2 separate regions of the Homo sapiens genome follow, and region 2 is linked to region 1. The links are chromatin loops, found by intact Hi-C in ENCODE. Cell type or tissue: HepG2. All regions are shown on one strand. Each heading gives the region's core, and the rest is flanking DNA. Links, peaks and the distances in the headings are about the cores only. Region 1 overlaps LINC02945 (long intergenic non-protein coding RNA 2945). Region 2 holds the start of LOC105377369 (a long non-coding RNA gene).

The links. Peaks named below come from ENCODE experiments on the same cell type or tissue, not always from the same donor. Only the 100,000 strongest peaks of a DNase experiment are listed, where the experiment ranks them.
Region 2: a loop joins it to region 1, with 7 times the contacts of the local background. A loop is called at or near these places in 8 of 110 quality-filtered maps.

What each region holds. Positions count from the first base shown.
Region 1 is chr4:111,933,116-111,941,878 of GRCh38, reverse strand. The region is part of intron 1 of LINC02945 (long intergenic non-protein coding RNA 2945); the gene reads left to right. Among named protein-coding and RNA genes, the nearest start is that of LINC02945, 170 kb to the left of the region's middle. In HepG2, for the core only: a CTCF peak has its summit at 4,326 (motif pointing right); a DNase peak (open chromatin) is centred at 4,328.
Region 2 is chr4:111,843,171-111,851,933 of GRCh38, reverse strand. The region is part of intron 1 of LINC02945 (long intergenic non-protein coding RNA 2945); the gene reads left to right. It overlaps LOC105377369 (a long non-coding RNA gene), which reads right to left and starts at 5,645. Exons shown (of 4, transcript XR_939077.3): 1 at 5,215-5,645; 2 at 1,628-1,708. In HepG2, for the core only: a CTCF peak has its summit at 4,017 (motif pointing left); no DNase peak of the experiment used is centred there.

The DNA.
Region 1 (8,763 bases), core at 73-8,072:
TTATTTTACTCTGGTCAGGTCTGGATAAATAATAGTGCCAAATCAAGTAGCTGAACATTGTATAACTGATTAAATCTTTAAAATTACTCTATAAAGTGTACAAAAATCATTTATGGTTTCATTACCAATTATGAAAAATTATTTCCTTCCCTCAATTTAAATATTCAGTGACTAAATTAAATTTAATAAAACAAAATCCTCAAGTTTTTTATTGAGAAAGGATGTTTTAGGTTAGTGAAATTACAATTTATATAATTATTTCCACTGAAAAGCCTTATTGTCTTCCTCTTTTTATTGCCTTATAATTTTTTATATGTCTTAGTTTATTTAAATGCTATTGAATGGGAAAAACACTTTTTCTTTATATACTCACATTCAACACAGAACATTTCTGTGATCAAAAGTGCGGATTTCCTCCCCACATAGTAAGCATTTCTCCAATTCTCTGCAGTCATCAACTTGATGTTCTTCGACTTAACTCAGTTCTGACACTATCTACCTGGAGATACCATCAAGTGCTTTAGGTTAAGGGCTCAGTCCCACAAGACTGCCTCCCACTTCAGAGGACAGTTGAAGTCTAAATTGTCACCTGTACTTTTGATGGCAGAGCTATAAATTGAAGGTTCTCATGACCCCCTTCTTGGGTTCAACCATTTGCTAGAATGGTTCACAGAGCCCAGGAAAGCAGTTTACTTACTAGATTACCAGTTTATTATAAATAATTCAACTCAAGAACAGTCAGATGGGAGAGATGCATAGGGCAAGAAATGGGAGAAGGCGCTTGGAGCTTCCATACTCTCTCTAGGCACAACACCGTCCCAGCATCACCATGTGTTTGGGAATCTGGACTCTTCAAATCTGTCCCTTTGGGTGTTTATGAAGGCCTCACCATATAGGCATGATTGATTAAATGATCAGGCATTGATGATTAAGTCAATCTCTAGTCACTCTCCATTCCATCAAGGTTGGGAGCTGGGGCTGAATGTTCCAACCCTCCAATCACATGGTTGACTCCTCGGGTCATCAGGCTCCCCCATCTTTAGAGACATAAGTCCCCTCATTAACATAAACTCAGGTGGGTTTAAAGAAGTCTTCTTATGAGTAAGAAAAGATGACCCTTTCAATTTCATTACTGTTATCATTTAGGAATTAAAAGTATTTTAGGAGCTCTGGCCAGGAATCATGTATATTTCTTGTTATAACATCACAACCATAGTATTGAATCTGGTCAAATAGCAATTTGACTTACAGCTTTGGCTTAAGCGGGTCCCATACATTTGAAAAGGATTTTGGCTGCTGATGAAGGAATTTCAGAAGACTAATGCAGAAATCACAGCAACTTGAGTCTACTAGTTTAAACAAATACATTTACTTAGTGTTTTCAGACTACATAAAAGACAATGTTTACTTATTCTCTGTTTTAGTTTATTTCATATGAATTCACAGCACAGCCCCCATTTAAATTGCAGAGTTAGTTATTTAGGGAGCTCTGTTCCAGGAGGTAGTGTGCTGTTTGGGTGCTCCTGTCACTCCCCACCTCCTCCCTTTTTCTTGAGTCTGAAGTACTGCCCATATAGTATCTGCACTGCACATGCACTGGAAGGTGGAGGCCCAGAAATTGATTGATGTCTCAATTAAGAGAGGGCTATGTGGTTCTTTCCGCCACTTAACACTAGGCTGAAATAATTTCAGCTTCTTCAATGATTCCAATGTCAGCAGACGCAGAATGTTCCTCAACCACATCTTGAAGTGATTATAGATATAGATATAGATATAGAGATTTGTTTTAACATTAGCAAACTGTGATTTAAACACAGTAAAGGAAAATACTCTGGAGTTGTAGAATGTAAAGTATATAGGGAAAGAAGATAGTGGCTAAGACTTTCACTTTTATATTTTGTGTTTTGTTTGCATTAGAGCCTGTTTCTAAAATATTACAGGGAAGTATTTATGTGTGTATATATATATATTATAGTAGATATATATCTCCTTTCATCCATATTTACATGATCCATATCTATATATGTATATGTGTATATGTATGCACAATGTGTATATGTATGTACAATCTATTTTGTTGGCTTTATAGGTTTAATACATGAGTCTCGTTGGATTCAGTTTATGCTATCACTGATAAGAAACAAATAAACGATTTGGTTGGTTTGGTTTTAATCTTTTTTTTCAGCAATAAACAGAGGTACTCTAAGTTATTTCTTCTAGTTTAGTTTTATGGTATTGATATAATTATAAATCAGGTCAGCTCCTTCCATTTTAGAAGTTATATTTTACATGTAAATCTTTAGCAAACACTAATTCTTTCTAGACAAAAGAAATGAGAACATTTTATTATGTTTTTAAATAAACCACACCAAATTTTATAAAAATTCCTCATAAAGTGTAATAGCTCAGCATAAGAAAAAATATATTTGTCTTTATAAATAACATATTTATGATTTGATACATTCAGTTTTCTAGAGAGTCTACTTATGGCTACAGTTTTCTTTTTGCAAACAACAATGGCAGAGAAAGGAATGTAAGAATAGAAGACATCCTCATTTGATTAGCAAGCAATAATCCCTTCGTGTCCTCCTTTTCCTTTACCCCCTTTTCTGATTAAAATGAATTTAAAACTAACTTATATTGATAAAAATATATCATCTACTGTGCAAAGGTTTTAGATCACTCCTCCCAGCTCTGCGAAGGTCACTTCTAGAGGATTGTATTCAGTCCTCGGCATCACACTTTCAAAAATGTATCAAATAATACTTCCTCCAGAGGAAAGGAGCAAGAAGATGAAGGACTTCAAATCATTAGATATAGAAGGATCACCGAACTGTGACTGGTTAGGATGGAGAAGGAAAGGCTCAGGGGAGTGGTTGGGAGCTATCAACTTGTGGATAACCTGTTAGGTCATTAGAAGCGATCTGTCTTTAGAAGTGCGGTTGGATTAAATTATCTTTAATGGTTTTTCCAAACCTGAGATTCAGTGGTTCTTTTTCTGACCTTTTGCTAGAGTTGTTCTGAGGAGCTGAGGCTTGGTGCAGGTATTGTCTTCACATTTCTTTGTAGAAATTTACATACTTACTCTGCCTTGCAATACTGCAATTTCATAATTGTCTGTATGAGGAGACTACTTAATATTTCATGACAGATATATTTCTTGTTGTTGAATGAGTGTTTTACTCATGTAATCATGATATGGAAATATCCCCATGCAAACCATTACAATATGTTAAGAGAACTTTATGTGAAATTTTAATGGTCAAAATTTATGGTCATTAGTAGATTTGCATGCTTAACTGTGTAAATATTTTTGCTTGATTGTCTAAATCTGTCTATGTTGCTGTTTGGTATGAAGATCAATGCTTTGGAGGAGCCTCTTCTTTCTTTCCTTTCTTTTTTTTTTTTTTTTTGAGACAGAGTCTCGCTCTATTGCCCAGGTTGAATGCAGTGGCCTGATCTCTGCTCACTGCAAGCTCTGCCTCCTGGGTTCATGCCATTCTCCTGCCTCAGCCTCCCAAGGTGCCTGCCACCACACCTGGCTAATTTTTTTTTGTATTTTTAGTACATTTTAGTAGTTTCACCGTGTTAGTCAGGATGGTCTCGATCTCCTGACCTTGTGATCCACCCGCCTCTGCTTCCCAAAGTGCTGGGATTACAGGCATGAGCCATCGCGTCTGGGCTCTTCTTCTTTTTATACCTCTATTTCAGGAGTTGCTTGCCTCAATGAATAAATATGGTAATTTTTAGACATGTGATATCTGAAAGCAGGTCTGTCTGGGACGCGTGTCATTCTTTGAGATAAGATGCCAAGTAACTTGCAGCAGAGTCTTAAGATTAATAAGTCAGGATTTTGAAATATATCAGATTAGTTTGTTCCGTATAATTCCTTCCAGATTCTTTTATGTGATCACTATCTCTGACATTAATAAGCACGGGTAAACAAGTAGAGAAAGAATAATTACTTAGTAGGAAGAAAATTGCTCAAATCCCCCTATTTTGCTTTAGTCACAGCTTGTAAATGTTGTATTTAAGAACTTTAATAAAAAATTTGAGAAACTGGAAGATGAGGAAAATATTGGAAGATGAGAAAAATATAATAATGTAGTTGCTTCTAAACCTAGAAAATGAAGAAGTCTTTTGCCTTTAGCCCTCCTTCTTTAGAATTAGCCTCAGGGAATAACCATGGAACAAATGCTCTCCCATTGGTGCATCCTCAGGAATAGAAATGTTTGAGCAATAACTTGATTACATAAGACATACTACAGTCTATGAGGGAAAAGAATAGATACCTTTATAACTAAGCTCAGCATATTGTGAAAGACCTGAAGATGGAGCTCTTTGCAAAGTTTTGATAGTGAGTATGATACCAGCATTTGGATATTGGTGCTTGTTTACAGTCTTAGAACTTTCCTTTTCCCCAAAACTTTGATTTATAATCTGCTTGAAATGTAAACTTAGGCATCATATTTTTAAATGTGAAAGAATTAAGGAAAAGTTAACACAAAATCTCTGATTTTTTGGATCATATTTCTGAAAATAATAGCCTAACTTAAGAATCCTCAGCAGTCATTCTTATTTTGTTTTCCTCTTTAAATCTTGCATGGTGTCATTTTTGGTGATAGTGATGATAGTTGATAACGTAATGTTCATGGTGAATGTCTTCCATTAATTGTACTTGAAACCTCCCTTTCCACAGCTACCATATTTACCTTTCTTACTTTCCTTTTAGATATGAGATAATACATAAACAAACAAACATGTCTTTCAGATATACCTTAGCAATGTTTTAGAGTTGTTTTGTGATCCCAAAGAAACATTTTCTTTGGCAATCTGTTGTCTAGTTTGATTTTTAAAATGAAGAAGCTTCCATATCCTTCCCTTATCCCTTTCTCCCTCTTATATTTATTCAAAAGAATTTGCTGTTACTCATTTTTTCTTAATATATAGTTGCTAAATCTTTTTGGTGTTTTCTATTTCTCTGTTTTTTTCATATTTGTATATGTATGCTTTACAATCCTAGGATCAATTTTAGAAATCAATTTTTATATTTATCTAATATTTTAGGATGGCTAACAATACATTGACTTAATCTTTTTATTAGGATTCCATGTGAACTCTGTTTATGAGAAATAGTTGTTTTCTATATTTTCTGTCTTCTTTGTGTTTCAGTCAATGCTGTGAGCATTGCTTAAGATAACTCAATTAATTTTAATTATATTTCTAATAAAGGCAATGTTTTTTAATTCTAAAATTTTAGGTTACAAAGTTTGGAGTCATTCTAAACCACTGTTGAGATACTCTCCAATGTGCATAAAACCTATCCTGTCATATATATTTCTTAATTCATTGTTATGTGGTGGTTTAATTAAGATGCTTAATTAAGCTTCAGAGATAAGAATTAATCTTGTCAACATTTCTGGTTATGAGCAAGCTGCTTGCTCATTTTTCTTGTAGTTTTGAAAGAGCACAGCATAAATACTGGAAAATATCATCTTTGTTCCTTTTAATTACTAAACTGAAATCCCAAAGCGTTACTGTTTCAAACAAAAACTAAAATGCATGCAAATCTCAGAAGGCATATTTTGGTGTAGTGGATAACTACCACTTTGCTATATTTTTATGTTTTAAAGTATATATATATATATAAAATATATATTGTATGTATGTAATGACATTGGTGAGAATATTAGAATGACTTAAAAAATAAAAAACAATGAATGTGTGATTAGTTTCGTGAAGAAAATATTAAAAATATCTCATGTATAGCAGTAATTAATTTGATCCCCTTTTTTAATGAAAAACTAATGGTTGCAGATTATACAATAAATATTTTAAAATATGTTTTCACAGCTGGTAGTTTTAAATGACCATTTAAAAATTGTAATAATTATTCCTTCTTTGTTACCATCGTGACTTCATCAGATTAATCGTTTTCTTCGTATTAAGTCACATTTTTAAGGAAGAGTAACTAACTTTTCTTGAGAAACTTGAAAATGCAGCAAACACTGATAACCTTGGTTATAATGGTGCTTTCATTAAATGTGTCAACCTGGCATTGTCATTTTAGTCCAAATTGAGTCCATTTGATTTAATTTGAAGATTGAAGGGCAAGAAATGTGAACTTCTCTGTAAGTAGCCCCTCTCTTTCTTCTACCAGGAAGCCTTTCCAGGAAACCTTGTTGAACTTCCAGTCTCTCCGTATCCCTAACTCTTCTTGGCCAGGCACTCTTCAATGCGCTCCCACAGTGCCCTGCATTTAACTCTTGCCTAACTTCTATAACACTATAGTCCTGTATTGTCATTGCCTGTTTATCACTCTCGCCTTTCCCTTCCAGCAGATGAAGTGCAAGAGCATGTCTCATATTACTGCAAAAATTAACATAGTAAATGGCACATGTTAGCATCCAATAATTATTAATGAATCCATCAGAAGTCTATAGAATCTGGCTGCATATACACAGTTGTCTTCAAAACAAGCCCACAAATGAGGCGATTACTCTTGTAAGCACCATTTTTATATACTCACATTTATGTATGTAGAAACTTGAATTTTTATATGCTCAAATTTATATATGTAGAAACTTGAATTTTTTTTCCCCTGAAACTAGCAATGTCAGTTGAAAATCTTTTTATTCATAATTTGGTTTTTGGTAACTTAAAATGCAGTTATTTTCTTCCACAGTAGTATATTGATACATTTCTTTGATATTCCATTTAGAAGTTGATCAAATTTAAAAAGTAATATATTTTTTTATAAAGGTAAATAGCTTGTATTATTAATTTGTCAATATAATTTTGCCATGAGTAATCATTTTTATGTGAGATTTTGGGAGATACAATGAGTAGTATTGTCATAGTAGTTTATGAATGAATGGAAATACGTTGCAAAAACTGTCCATTTGGTTTTATGCTTTCAGTAATGTGGATTATTTTCTCAGCACTGTAATAAAATCATCTGAAATCCATTAAAATCCACCTGGAGCCTGTGAAATTCACAAACAGAAGTAATTTAATCCCTTCATGGCATGACAGAGCAAAAGGAAATCTTACATGGTGCCAGCGATTAAAATCCCAACCCACTAGTCTTCTCAGTCACTTGGTCTCTTCTTCATTTATTCCTATCTTTGTAGATGAGACCCTTGAGACTTAGGTTTAATTCTCACCAGTTTTAACATGACCCCAAAATGCCACAGAAAAATGCCTCATCCATTGCTAAATTGATTTTCTCTTAGTCACTTATTTGTATGTTTAAGAGATTATCCAAGGAACCTACAAGGGTGTTTTTTTTCCTCTCAAAAATCTGCTATTCACAAGGTCTGTGAATATCTTAAGTTACTTCCTTTACCACCTTGCCACATCCTCTTACAAACTTTTATTGTCTTGGGCTCTGCAGTCAATTATCCTGTTTGAGACTGATGAATAAGAGCTATTCATAGATCTCTCACTAACCCAGTGGATTAAGAGTCTCTCTGGGTATTTCCAGTACTAAAACATTAGACTGTATAGAACAACAATTACTTGATATTTTGAGAAAAAAAAATTATTTTTAGTTATACATATACTCAGATAGCTGTGATGTCTTTGAACATTATATTATTTTCTCCCTCTTAAAAATATTAAAAATCTTGCTTCTTGGAATAGGGAATTTGAAAATTAAAAAAAGAAAAACTGTCAAAAATATGAAAAATAGGAATTTTATTTTGGTATGATTTAAGGTAATATAGGAGGAAGACTCATGCAAGCAAACCATGAAATGCAAAGATACACAATGAAGATTGACTTAGACATTCTTCTGCAGGGAAAAACAATTTGCAATAAATAGTGGGTTATAATTAGTATTAAAGTGAGCACTCTTGTTAGTAGAATGAACTCTATGATGATCCTAGACTTTAGATACTGAAGTGTGGAACCTAAATGTTGGGCTTTATATTCATCAATCAAATGTTTATTGAGTGCCTAATAAATGTCAGGCCCTGTAATGTCCTGAGGATATTGTGGTGAACAAACAGTTCCTGCTCTCACAGAGCTCAGGTTCTCACAGAAAAGACCGACATCGCAAGTGTTGAGCATGGAATTATACTTGTAGTTCAAAGATTAGAAGTGAAGTTGGGAATGGCATCCATGGTTTGCAAGAATAACTACATGATAGCTCATTTTTTTTGCTATATTTTTTCCCCTTGAAATATCAGTTTCTTTTTTTTCTGTAAATCCCTTATCAATTAATTTCTATTGACACAAAGTAAAATCTCATTCAATTGGGACATAGTTTATTTATTCTATTACTATTGTTATTAATATTCTGCAAAAGATACTTTTTAAACATTTGAATATAAATTATATTTTAAAATTATGCACAGGAAATATTTTGGTATGACTTACTGGTTACATATATTATTTTTCAATTTTTCTCATTGTCCTATTACTCTATATTTATTTTTAAATTTTTTCAAATATCACTAATCTGAAAAGTTAGATAAATATTTAATTTTCGTTATGATTTGTCTATTTAAGTGATAATGAGATTTTGAAGACTGTAGAAAGAATAAACCAGAGGGATGGCAATGCAAACACAAAAAGCCTGTTATAGAGAAAAATTTGATTTAAATAATCTGGAAACATTTCTTTTTCCTTGAATTAGCATGTTCAAAGAAAAAAAAAAGAAGGAATGAGACATGTCTGATTCTATTATACATGTTTACACAATCTCTGAAGGGCTATATTGGGCATTTATCTGTCCATAAATGCTACAAATAAGAAAAA
Region 2 (8,763 bases), core at 120-8,119, 90 kb after region 1:
CACATTTACTTAAAAAAAAAGCTATTTGAAAATAAGTTGCAGACATCATGACACTTGACTTCTGGATCCTTCATCATGTACTTTCTAAGAACAAAGGGCTTTTTCATACCTAACCACAAAATCATTATCACACTTAAGGAAATGTACAGTCATTCAGCAATTTATTTACTATCCAGTTCATTTTAAAATTTCTCCAATTTTTCCCTGATAAGAGTTCCATGATGGTCTTGGGGGTTCTTTTCAATAGCTTTACAGAGCACTTCTCAGCAAGTCTAAGTTAGCTCCATGGAATAAGAGGCTAATACCAGCCACTGGACTCTGGAGGTTTCGTATTTCTACTGAGACCATTTCTCAACCTATGAGCTTCCAGTGTTGCATGGTTGCATAGATTATCCCTGCCTGGGCTACATCCTATAAATATATAGAACCTTATCAATGAGAAAGGGACTCTCTCTACTGGAACATTAGCCAGGCACTCAGAGGTCATGTATGTCCAGTCTAAATTGTGAGATTATAAGAGTTATGGGGAATGCATGCACTCTGCTTCAAGTCTTTCACTCAATAAACCTTATTTTATATCTTAGTACTATGTGTCTGCGCTGTCTTTGAATTGCATCCTCCTGAAACTTAAACAATTTCTTTTTTACTTTGTGCACAATCCAATCAGGGCTCACATATTACATTTGTTTTTCATTGCTCTTTAGTCTTATCTAGAACAGTCATTCATTTAAAAAATTTTTTTTTTCCATGGCAGAGCATTTTGAAGTCTATGACAATTTTCTCTTAGAATTTCACATATTCTAGATTTTTCTGATTACTTCCTCATGACATTATTTAACTTATTCTTCCATCTCCTATATTTCCTGTAAATTGAATGTTTGTTGAAAAACCTGATAAGATTAAATTTAAACATTTGTGACAAAAAGATTTTACAGATGATGTATACTTTGTATTACATTATATCAGGGAGCATATAATATAAAGTTATCCAACTATTAGTGATTGGCTGAGTGCTAATCGTCAGAATTGCTACTGAAAAAGGCAAAACATTTTTGCTATTGTTAATTAATATTCAATGTTAGATGATATTTTGGCACTATATGACTATCATGCTACACAACTACATTCGACCTAATGGTTTTAACTCCTTGCAGTAATCCTTGTCTGAATCCTTTATTACATTTGGGGGTTATAAAATGATGATTCTCTAATTCTATCATTTCTTCTACATTTATTAGCTGGAATTCTTTTATAAATAAGAATGTAATTCTCTGCTTCCCACTTTTTAAAAATCAGTATGGACTCATGGATTTTTAAAATCTATTATATCATAATAAATTATTATATTTATTCTTATAGATGGTCAAATTTCCCTAAATGGTCAACTCAATTGGAGCCCATTCAAGCTGTTCCTTTGATCTTTGACATGATCCATGTGATAGGCAGCCTCTAGAATGGTTTTGGATAATCCCTGCTTCTTGGTATTCATGACCTTACATAATTCCTCTCCTTGAGGGTGGGCTGGACCTAGTGATTCACTTCTACCAAAAGAAGACAGGGCAAAAGTGAATAGTATGTAATGTCTGATGTTAGGTCATAAAAAGCCTGTGGCTTCTGTCTTGCTTACCTTCTCTTACTCTCTTGCTTGCTCTCCATAATGAAAGTGAGGTGCCATATTGTAAGCTTCCCTATGAGGAAGTCCATGTGGCTGGAAGATAAAAGAGGCCTTTGATCAATAGCTGATTAGTAACTTAAATTTTCAGTCCAACAGCCATGAGGAAGCAAATATTGTCCACAGCCGGGAGTGAGCTTATAAGCAGATCCTCTTTCAGTTGAGCCTGCAGAGAGCTGCAGCCTGCCTGACAACTTCATTGCAGTCTTGTTACAGACTGAGTCAGAGGATCCAGCCAGTTAAGCCACTCTCCTATTTCTGATCCACAGAACTGTGAGATAATAAATGTTTATTGTTTTAAGCCCCTAAGTTTGGGAGTAATTTCTTATGTAGCAATAAATCATTAATACAACCTAAATAGTCTTTGAGCACTTCTATTTTTTTCTAGTGCAACAAGATTTCTCAAATTCAGTTTGTATTTTCCCAGACTCAAACATGAAATAAATATTTTTTTAAGTTCCTGTGGTTTCTTTCAGTGAAGAATGGTGGTTAGAATACAAGACCTGGGCACAAGATGTGCTCATTGCTACAGAGATATCATCATTTCTATATTCATTAGAAATTAGAGCTAGAAAACCATACAACAAAATGGTGAGCTCACACTGAAATTTCCAACTTATATTTAATATTTCATGGTTCTTCCTGAGTTTATTTTATTGGTATATCTTTTATCTCTTATAGAAAAAATGTTGGTTCCTTAACAGCAGAGGGTTAACATTACAAAGAAGTGGAGTAGCAGGTATCATAATGTGGGCAATGATGGTATGTTCTCTGGCTTTCTGGAACATCCATCTTCATTTCTACCACTTAAGATTTATTTGTTTGATCCTGAAGGGCTTTTTGAATGTTAGAATTTTCTTATCCAAAAAAATTTTTTTGTATTATTTTCCAACCTAAAAAATGATCCAGAAACAATAAAATAAAAACATTGGAAATAAATATAGAAAAATATAAAAGAAAATAACTCTGAGTGGTGAACTTGTGGATATGTTTTGTTTATTTTAATAAGAAATAAATATTGAGTCCCTAATATATGCCATTTACTAAGAAGGCACTGAAGGCTCAAAGTTTCTGGCTGGAAGAATTTATATTTTGGAGAGAGAGTTATATAAACATGCCAATATATTTGGTAGGTGATATCATAAAGAGATACACAGCACTTTCTGAGGTTAAATGCTGCCTAAAAATAGATATTATTTTAGTAATACAAACATAATAATTCATTAAGGGAACAAAAAATAAATCTAGGCGGTGAGAGGGGCAAGAGGAAATACAAATGGTAGGAAAATGTTCTTCCTTGAATTGGGGAAGATGTCAAAGGCAAGCTAGTTTATTTCACAATTTTTATCCAATTCTTATTAATTTTAACATGAAAATTTCTCCAATAAAGCGTTGCCTTTTAACCTGTCTGCTTCAAATTAAACTAGATTTCCGTTCTGCATTTTGGTGAATGATAGCATACATGTTTCTGGTCAACTGTAATGTTGTTAAGGAATGTGAAGGAAAATATTGAACAATCTATTCATTTTGTGATTTCCTTAGATGGTTAAGTTCTTCATTTGTTTATATCTCCTTCTAAAAAATTATTGTTATTTAAAAATTTTTTTACATGTGTGCTTTAGCTAAGCTTACAGATGAAGCCTTTTACAAATTTGTACAACCGTAATTTATGATCAAGCTCCCGAGGAGCAGGAGTCAGGGCCTTAGAGCATTAGTCTGTTCAGTATAGTTTATAGAACCCTTTGGGGAAAAGAAAAGGAGAGGGCAGGGACACGAAGGAAAGGCGAATCAAGTGGCATTTACATTTTTCGTTGTTTTGTTATTGGCACTTTTGTTTAAGCTTATTCATATCAGTTTTCTTTTTTAAAATTTATTTTTCATCATTCATACTGGTTTAATTTATGATAATCCTGATGGAGGCAAAAAAGCATGCTATAGAATTGCTTTGATAGAACATAAATAAAAAGTTGACATTTTAAGTCTGTTTGGTAGTCAATATGCACAATTGCAAAACTTTCATTAGTGTCATAGAAATTAATTCTAGGGAAGTGCAGTATATTTACAGCTGGTAGCTCCCCATACTTTGTGGAGTTCTTGCTAGGCAATGGCACATCAGGCTTTGCAGAAGTCAGCCACGTACGACTGGATGAGAGAAAGTTACTGAGGATGGATTCTCATGGGCCATTTACTTCATAAAGGACTTTAATAAAAAAAGTTTAAGAAAAAATTTACTAAGCTCTTTCCCTCCGTTTTAGTTCCATTTCTAGCTCAATCACTGGAGCAATGTCACAGCTTTTAGAGAACATATTCCTGATTTGCAAAGCTGAAATGCGAACCAACAATTTCCATCTACTGGTCACTCTAGGCACTACAGACGCAAAGAATAATAAGACAAAACCCCTGCTTTCAAGCAATTCTCAACCTGAGCCCATCTGGGTCATTACCACAGACACAGACATCTGCTGTAGGAATGTTTTATAGGGCAGTGTCAACCAGTGAGGGCCATGGGATATCACCGGAAAATATCCATTTAGGAGACTACCTTATGGGCTATTTGGCCTCTTTTGTTCTTTGTAACACTTGAAACAAAATGAATTTATGTACTTACTGTCTTGTCATTGTGTGATAGATAACAGTGAAGCAAAGGCCACGAGGAACTAGCCTAGTTCCAAAGCCTTGTAAACAACAATCAATTTCATGTAGGTGTCCACACAAAGTGGTTGTGAGTCATGGTTAAGTGATTGTGACATGTCTGAAAGGCAAACTTATGTCACAGGAAAGAAGAGCTCTCTGGATAGATGGTTCCCTACAGTTTTGTAAAGACATCTGGAAACTTTGATCTGGGAGACACCACATCACAGAGAAATTGTTATCGTCTGAGAGCACACTGGTGATAAAAACCTTTAAACACATATCTTAACTAAATCTTATATGTGCTCAAATTGCCACCTGTTTTGTTATAATTGGAGTTAATAGCCTGCCAGACACAAGGATAAGTGGATGTTCTAGCAGGAAAATGCATGCTTCCTCTCTGATATTTGATTTTGTTTCCAATATTCACTGAAAGTATTGTATTAATAAATTTCACTGAGGATTTTTATGTAATTCCATTGTCCTTGCATAGGATTATAGTAATAATGGAGGTCAAAAAGAAGGCATTTAAGAAAGTTGTAAGGAAATGTACTCATTTACTTGACATAGGATACAGCATTCCCCATGGTCTGGCTCCTAAGTCTCCAGGCCAAATTTTTGTTGTGTCCCAATGTACATTTTTTTTTATTCATCCAAACCAACCAGGTGGTGCCAGTTCTCTAAAGGTCTCATTCCTCCTGATTGCTATACGTGCTGTAACCTCACTGCATGTCTCTTGTGTGCTTCTTAGTAAAGCCTGCAACAGCTAACATAACATTTCCAGAAAGAAAATTATATTACTATTGGCCAAGTTCATCTCATGAGAGGCCAACATTTCTCTTTTTTTCTCTGGTTCTGTTTCTTTTCTCTTCTCTTCTTTGCCTGCACTTCTCTGGACTTTTTGGACTTACCTTGCCTGTGATCATTGGGTTCTCTGAGAAGCAAATATAGAGACTGAGTAGGAGTGCAAGAGTGAAGAACGCAGAAATGGGTGGGGAAATCATCAGATTGCGATGCCATCTGATGGAGCCCAACAGGGAGGTCAGGAGCCATGACTGCTCTCCAGAGGAGTACACATTGGGTGGAAATAGCCGGCCCTGTGAATCACTGTTCAGTCATTGGCTAGCTCCTGCTCCCGGAAAAGAGTGACTTCTGGAAGTTGTCAGTCTCACAATTCACTCCTTGCAGCTGTGCAGCTTGTCTTTTCTTGAAGAATCTCTCTCTGCTACATCCCGCCCCCAGGATCTAAATTCCATGCCTGAGACACAGCAGAATCCTCAACACTTCCCATTTCTAGTTCTATCAGGGTGGTATTTCCCCCCTCTATGTATCAGGAAGGGGCCTTAGATTTTCAGAGTTCTCAGAGTTGAGATAATAAAAATAAATAATCCCTACTCCAGCTGATTTTAACAACCCCTCATAACATGACTTTGTTTCCCTATTTTAAAAGCTCTATCTCTTTACTGTGCCTCCTCTGTCTCTAACCTACTTTGAGAAGAAAAGAAAGAGTGAGGGGGGAGAAGAGAAGAACGAGTCAGATCAGATGTTAACTTCTCCTCGGAAATTTTTCCAGTCATGCACCCTCCTTCCTCTGGGGTGAATTCATGTAAAAAAAAAACTTCTATTAAGTTCAGGGGTACATGTGCAGGTTTGTTACATAGGTAAACTTGTGTCATGGTGGTTTGTTGTACAGATTATTTCATCACCCAGGTATGCAACCTAGTACCCATTAGTTATTTTTCCTGATCCTCTTCTTGCTCCCACCCTCCACCCTCTGATAGACCCCAGTGAGTGTTGTCCCCTTCTATGTGTCCATGTGTTCTCATCATTTAGGTCCCACTTATAAGTAGAACATGTGGAATTTTGGTTTTTGTTTTTGTATTAGTTTGCTGAGAATAATAGCCTCCAGCCCTGCAAAGGACATGATCTCATTCTTTTTTATGGCTGCATAGTATTCCATGGTGTATACATACCACATCAGTTTATCACTGATGGGCATTTAGGTTGATTCCATGTCTTCGCTGTTGAATTAAACTGTTTTTTGACTGTGCTTCCACCTGAGTGTCTCAGTTATAGCATTTAGCAGTTTCTATTCTAGTAGTCGACTTCCTTGTCTGTGTCTTTGCTAGACTGTGTGCTTCTCAGGTGCAGGAAAATTCATTGCCCTTCTGCCTGTCTCTAACAGTCTTGCAATAGATACTTCAGATCTGAACTCTGTGCTGTGACAGCAGTGCCAGGCTCATTGTGATATAAAGCTATATTTTAAGTGTTTTCAAGAGATATTTCCAAACTATTAAAAAATATAGTCAGTGCTCAAAGAGTACTTTTAAAAACTTTTAATAATACATGTGCATTACAAAATTTAGAAAATATTGAGCCATTTTTAGGAGAAAGTACAACTTTTGTAATTGTACTACCTAAATATAATTAAGGTAGTTAATTACATTGTTTTATTTTCTTTGTGTTTTTTAATGTGGTTTAGAATTTGTCTGAGTTGAAATATATGAATACATATACTTTTCCACCTAATGTTACATTAAAACATTTGCGTGTTAATCACATGCAAATTCTTCAAAAATTATTTGTTTAATTATTTTTCTATTATTCAAAGTTAGGTTGTATCCAATATTTGTTTTTATTTACAACCTATTATGAAATTCTTTCAATATACATCTTTATTCTTATTTCTGCCTATTTCCTTTGGGTTAAATAGCAATATATTTGTTAATTTTTGTTCATGTTGTCTGATTATTTTCCAGAAAGTTTATACCAGTTTATCTTTCCCACCAGGTGTGTGTGAGAGACTTTTCTCAATACACTCATGGCAGCACTAAATATTATCTTTTAAAAAAGGACAACTTAGAAAACATCGTATTGTCTGTTTTAACTGGTATCTCTATTTATTAATAACTTGAATATTTTATTTCATATCTTATTAACAATTTATATGCCATCTTCTGTGAATTTTGTATTCATGTCTATTTTCAGTCTAAGTTTTAGTGTCTCCTTTATGAGTTTGAGTAAGTTTTTAATATAGAAAATATTATTAAATATCAGTCAGCATGGATATAAATAATATTCTCAGTTTGAATTGTCTTACAATTTTCTGCAGAGGCTTTGCTCTTCAGAGATCTTCAAATTTTACATAGGTAAGTTTAGAATTTCCTAATGAGGAATTTCATTTTTTTCCCAGTTTAGAAAGCTCTTATCCATTCTGATAATTCTGAGATCAGTTAAACAGTTGCCAATTTACATTTGTTTTCTGCTTTTATTTTTTTATTAAATTTATTTTCATGGATGGCATTATAAAATTGCAACCCAACTTAATCTGTTCCTCAAAAGTATAATTTCCTCAGAACATTTGGATAATTCATCTGCATGCATTAGTTTGTAATGATTCATTCATGTATATATGTATATATATTTTATTTATATATTATTATTTATATAAATTACATATAATTAATATATAATATAGTTTAATTATAATTTAATATATTATATATTAATTATATATAATTCATATATAATATGTATTTATTTATATATTTTATTAATGTATATATATTTATATTATATATGCATATATGTATATATAACATAAATATATTTTATACAAATATATTTATATTATATATATACATATATACAAATATATACACATTTATATATAAAATGGTTTCATTTAGTTTTTTGGCCTTAAGATGGTCTCTATTGTTCTGTTGATTTGTTTGTCCATTCTTGAAACAATATTTACAAATGTTTTATGATTGTTTGAAAAGAAGACATATTTCCTGTTAGTGGAAGACATAGATATATATGCATCTATACATTCAATATTTGTTTCAGGTCAATCCAAACACCTTCAGAAGTCAAGACATTGACATGAAAGTGCTCAACAGCCAGATGTCATTCAATAAAGAGGGGTGTAAATGAAGTAACAGGAAGAGCACATATTTGGCCTGAAGACACAAATCCAAAAAATTTTTTAAAAATGACTATACGAGCCGGGCACGGTGGCTCACGCCTATAATCCTAGCACTTTGGGAGGCCGAGGTGGGTGGATCACGAGGTCAGGAATTCAAGACCATCCTGACCAGCATGGTGAAACCCTGTCTCTACTAAAAATACAAAAATTAGCTGGGCGTGGTGGCGTGTGCCTGTAATTCCAGCTACTCAGGGGGCTGAGGTAGGAGAATCCCTTGAACCTGGGAGGTAGAGGTTGCAGTGAGTGGAGATCAAGCCACTGCACTCCAGCCTGGGCAACAGAACAAGACTCCTTCACAAACAAACAAACAAACAAACAAACAAACAAACAAACAGATTATATGGATATACCTCCTCAAACTTAGCTGTGTTGACTGAGTGAATTTGGCCTATTACTTCTTCGTTTGCATCCTCCAATATGCCTACTTATATTGGAGGGGGGGGTTTATTTAAAAAAATAAAACAATTGTAAC